2 separate regions of the Homo sapiens genome follow, and region 2 is linked to region 1. A link is an interaction called in ENCODE POLR2A ChIA-PET data of the cell type or tissue named here. Cell type or tissue: HepG2. All regions are shown on one strand.

Region 1 (2,500 bases):
CCAGAGTAGCTGGGATTACAGGCGCCCGCCACCACGCTAGCCAATTTTTGTATTTTTAGTAGAGACGGGTTGTCACCACATTGGCCAGGCTGATCTCAAACTCCTGACCTCAGGTGATCCACCCACCTTGGCCTCCCAAAGTGCTGGGATTACAGGTGTGAGCCACCGTGCCCGGCTAGCCTTTTCATTTTCTTTATTTTTAGTTTATTTTATTTTTTGAGACAGAGTCTCTGTCGCTCAGGCTGGCGTGCAGTGGCACAATCTCAGTTCACTGCAACCCCCTCCTCCCAGGTTCAAGTGATTCTCCTGCCTCAGCCTCCCAAGTAGCTGGGATTACAGGCACCTGCCACCATGCCTGGCTAATTTTTGTATTTTTAGTAGAGATGGGGTTTCATCATGTTGGCCAGGCTGGTCTGGAACTCCTGACCTCAGGTGATCCACCCGCCTCGGCCTCTCAAACTGCTGGGATTACAGAGGTGAGCCCCCACGCCTGACCGAGCCTTTTTATTTTCTTAAAGATGTCTTCCTCAGAACAAAAGTCTAATCGTGATGGCGTTCATTTTATCAGTTATTTTTTCTGTTATGTAGTGTGCTTTTGTGACCTACTTAAATCTTTGCTTAAGAAATCTTCGTGAGAAACATTTGTCACAAAGATTTCTTTTTACATTTTATTGTAGAAGGTTTATAGTTTTAGCATTTAAGTTTAGTTTTTAAACCTTAGTTAATTTTTTTTTTTTTTGAGATGGAAATTCACTCTTCTCAACCAGGCTGGAGTGCAATGGCGTGATCTCGGCTCACTGCAATCTCCACCTCCCGGGTTCAAGCGATTCTCCTGCCTCAGTCTACTGAGTATCTGGGATTACAGGCACCCGCCACCACGCCCGGCTAATTTTTGTATTTTTAGTAGAGACAGGGTTTCACCATGTTGGCCAGGCTGTTCTTGAATTCCTGACTTCAGGTGATCCACCCGCCTTGGTCTCCCAAAGTGCTGGGATTACAGGCGTGAGTCACAGCACTCGGCCTAACTTTAGTTAATTTTTGTCTCATTAGTTAATATATTATTTCTAGTTAATTTTTAGTTATTTTTAGTTAATTTTTGTGTGTGGTATGAGTTAAGGGTCAAGGTTCTTTTCTCACTCTATAGATGTCCAGTTATTTCAGCACCATTTGTTGAAGTGACTGTTTTTTCTCCTCATTGAATTATATTGGCAATTTTGTTAAAAATTAATTGACCATTTTTGTTGTTTTAAATCTGGACTTAATCATTCTTCTGATTCCTTGATTTATATATCTATCCTTATCATGATAGCATATTCCTGATTACTGTAGCTTTATAGTGAGTCTTTCTCTCTTTTTTTTTTTTTTTTTTTTTGAGACGGAGTCTTACTTTGTCGCCCAGGCTGGAGTGCAGTGGCGTGATCTCTGCTCACTGCAAGCTCCGCCTCCTGGGTTCACGCCATTCTCCTGCCTCAGCCTCCAGAGTAGCTGGGACTACAGGCACCCACCACCACGCCCGGCTAATTTTTTTGTATGTTTAGTAGAGACGGGGTTTCACCGTGTTAGCCAGGCTGGTCTCTTAACTCCTGACCTTGTGATCCACCTGCCTCGGCCTCCCAAAGTGCTGAGATTACAGACGTGAGCCACTGCGCCTGGCCTTTTTTTTTTTTTTCCTTTAAAAAAGACGGAGTCTCTCTCTGTCACCCAGGCTGGAGTGCAATGGCACAATCTCAGCTCACTGCAACCTCTGCCTCCTGAGTTCAAGCAATTCTCCTGCCTCAGCCTCCTGAGTGCTGGGATTACAGGTGCCTGCCACCATGCCCAGCTAATTTTTGTAGTTTTAGTAGAGATGGGATTTCACCATGTTGGTCAGGCTGGTCTCGAACTCCTGACCTCAGGTGATCTGCCCACCTCGGCCTCCCAAAGTGCTGGCATTACAAGCATGAGCCACTGCGCCTGGCTTCTTCTTCTTCTTTTTTTTTTTTTTTGAGACAGATTCTCACTTTGTTTCCCAAGCTGGAGTGCAGTGGTGCGATCACAGTTCACTGTGGTTTCAACCTCCTGGGCTCACCCTCCTAAGTAGCTGGGACTACAGGCACATGCCACCACACCCAGTTAATTTCTGTATTTTTTGGAGAGACATGGTCTCGCCATGTTGCCCAGGCTGGTCTGGAATTCCTGGGCTCAAGCCATCCACCCACCTTGACCTCCCAAAGTGAATAGTGAGTCTTAAAGTCACATTATATGCCTTGCAACTTTGTTCTCCTTTCTCAAAATTGTTTTGTTTATTCTATGTCATTTTCATTTTTCAATACATTTCAATGGATACTTGTACAAAAATTGTATCTGTGTTTCTATTTTGTTCTTGAGTCAGTTTTGGTAATTTGTGTCTCTCTAGGGATTTGTTCATTTCATTTAAATTGCCTAATTAGTTGACCTAAATCTGTTCATAATATTCCCCTGTGATTTTTTAAAATTTGTGTACCATGTTAGTGTTTTTCCC
Region 2 (2,500 bases), 71 kb after region 1:
AGACAGCAGAGTCAGGTCAAGAAGCCCCCAGCCAGGGCCGGGCGCAGTGGCTCGCACCTGTAATCCCAGCACTTTGGGAGGCCGAGGCGGGCGGATCACTTGAGGTCAGGAGTTCAAGACCAGCCTGGCCAACATGGTGAAACCTCGTCTCTACTAAAAATACAAAAATTACCTGGGCGTGGTGGCGGGCTCCTATAAACCCAGCTACTCGGGAAGCTGAGACAGGAGAATCGCTTGAACCTGGGAGGTAGAGGTTGCAGTGAGCCAAGATCGCGCCACTGCACTCCAGCCTGGGAGACAGAGTAAGACTCGGTTTCAAAAAAAAAAAAAGAAGGCCCCAGCCCACCCTTGGTCCCCAAGCTAGAGGTAAACTCAGAGAACAAGGCAGGCAGGCAGAGCAACGCCCCAGCAGATCACCCGCTTCGCAAAAGGTGGCCCCGCTCCTCCCAGCCTGTCCCTGGCCCTCCTGTGAAGGCAGCCTGCACCCAGCCCTTGACCTATCTAGGGAGGAAGGAAGGATGTGGACTCATCTGTCTTTGAGAACACATGTGAACCAAACCACAGAGAGGAGGCTTCAGAGCTTGCCCCTGCACACGGGCAGCCTATTAAAGAGGCTTCTCTGGTTGCTAAAATAGCACAGGGTGTGAGTGCGGGGAAGGGGGGTGGAAGAACAGAGAAAGGCAAGCTTGTCAGTTGAGTTGGGATCCACTGTCACCCCTCCGTGTGCCAAGGCCCATGGTGACCCAGCTAAGGCGGGCTTCAGGGGGCCCCAAGAGCAGTTTCTGCTTTGTCACTGTGGGCTGCAGGAGGGAGACGGAGACCTAGCATCTCTGGTCATAAAGTCCTTCCTGCGTCACAGGGACCCCTCCCAGCCGCCAGGATGTGGGGCGGTAGGTGAATGAATGATGGATATTGTTCAGGAGGTGACCTAAGCACCCAGGAATGTGGCAGCAGTGGGCTTTAATGAGCCATTCATCAATGATTCCCTCCCTCAACCCGAAGAGGCAAAGCCCTCTCTACTCTGGGGCGCTGATTAAGAAACAAACATTCGGCAGACACAGGGCAACCGAGTGGTTCCAGTGGGCAGAGCGATGGTGAGCTGGAGGGAAGAAAGGGCCTTGGTGGGATGCGGCTGACCCAGCTGAACAAACTCGCCTTCTCTTTTCTTCCTGCCTTCCTGTTACAAAACATGTTCTCAGAACTGAAGGGGGTGGAGGGAAATGGCTGTTGGAAGCTGGAATTCCACTAAGCCCAGAATAAAGGGAGTCTCTTGCAAAGTCGCTTTGGGCCTAGAAATAGGCTCGAGCGATCCCTCAGGAGGGGTGAGCATGCCGGCTCTGCACTGTGTAGCACATGATCCAGACTGGATCGCAGGCTTCACTCTCCCCACCCACCAGGCTGATGCTCACATGTGGATTCCACGGACCCCACGCTTGACAAGATTTTAGAAAAAAACGTTTGCTGCCTCATGCCGCAACCCTCTTCTGCCGTGTACACTGCCCACCCGCCTAGCAGGATATCACCCAGGAGGACCAGCCTGCATGCATTTTGCCCAGGCTCAGGGTTGACTGCAACTGGCCACAGCCAGCCCCAACCCCAGGTACCCGGAGGCCAGACGGAGCTCCCTAGCACCCTGGGAGTTTTCAAACCTTGGCTCTGAAATACCGTGTAGGGTTTGTCGCTCCGCTGGGGCATCAGTTGCTTTGAGGGGGAGGGCGCCGTCCCACCTCCTGAACTTCCACCTTGCCTGCTGTGGCCTCTGACGCTGCCCATGGTTCCTGCTTCCATGGGTCCTAGGGAAGGGTGTCCAGGGCTTGGACACAGGGGAGGTACAGCTATTTATTCCTGGGTAGGCTTATCACCTGGGTAGGCCTTCTTATCACCCATCTGGCAGGCTATTGCCAGACCTCAGGCAAGGCCTAGCCCCACTGGGGCATCTTTTCAGTTCCTGAAAGCAGAAACGGCTCCCCAGCCCATGGGCTTCATCACCAACTATAAAGGCGCTTTCAGGGCCAGACGGCTAAGCCTTCTGGAATCTGGGTTACCAGCGGCACAGGCAGAGATGCTCGCCCTGGCAAGGGGGCCCGTGGAGCCTCTGGCCTGTGAGACTGCACACCTGAGCACTTTTTGAAGATCCACTGCCACCAGATTCTGAAGGAGATAAAAGCCAGGAAGCAGGTTGAAAGAACAGAAAACGAGCAGGTCACAATAACACAGCCACAAATTAGATGGGTGCAGCAACGTGGGACGCAGACAGCCCTACTGCCCAGGCAATCAGGGCTAGCACTGCGGCAGTTCAGCGACACACGGGGCAGCCTGTCCAGGACCCAACCCCAGCCAGGGGCAAAGCAAGTGCACTGTGTGTGCCTGTTACATGACGACATAACCTAATTTGAAAGCAATTACAGTGAAATATGGAATGCGTCTTATGTCCTGGCCTGAAGTTGCCTTATTCGGAGTTTTCTCAGCCTGCATGAAAAAGCTCTGACTTCGCAGTTGG

Evidence for each region. ChIA-PET counts read pairs that join two places held together with the same protein. Peaks named below come from ENCODE experiments on the same cell type or tissue, not always from the same donor. Only the 100,000 strongest peaks of a DNase experiment are listed, where the experiment ranks them.
Region 2: POLR2A ChIA-PET joins it to region 1 with 5 read pairs; 5 of 35 experiments call an interaction of 5 or more read pairs at or near these places.

Annotation. Positions count from the first base shown.
Region 1 is chr19:38,762,611-38,765,110 of GRCh38, reverse strand. No RefSeq gene overlaps it. Among named protein-coding and RNA genes, the nearest start is that of LGALS7, 9.7 kb to the left of the region's middle. In HepG2, no CTCF peak of the experiment used is centred here; a DNase peak (open chromatin) is centred at 1,060; H3K4me3 peaks cover 1,184 bases.
Region 2 is chr19:38,692,095-38,694,594 of GRCh38, reverse strand. All of the region lies in intron 1 of ACTN4 (actinin alpha 4), which reads right to left. Among named protein-coding and RNA genes, the nearest start is that of ACTN4, 46 kb to the right of the region's middle. RefSeq lists enhancers at 256-315, 285-876. In HepG2, no CTCF peak of the experiment used is centred here; a DNase peak (open chromatin) is centred at 974.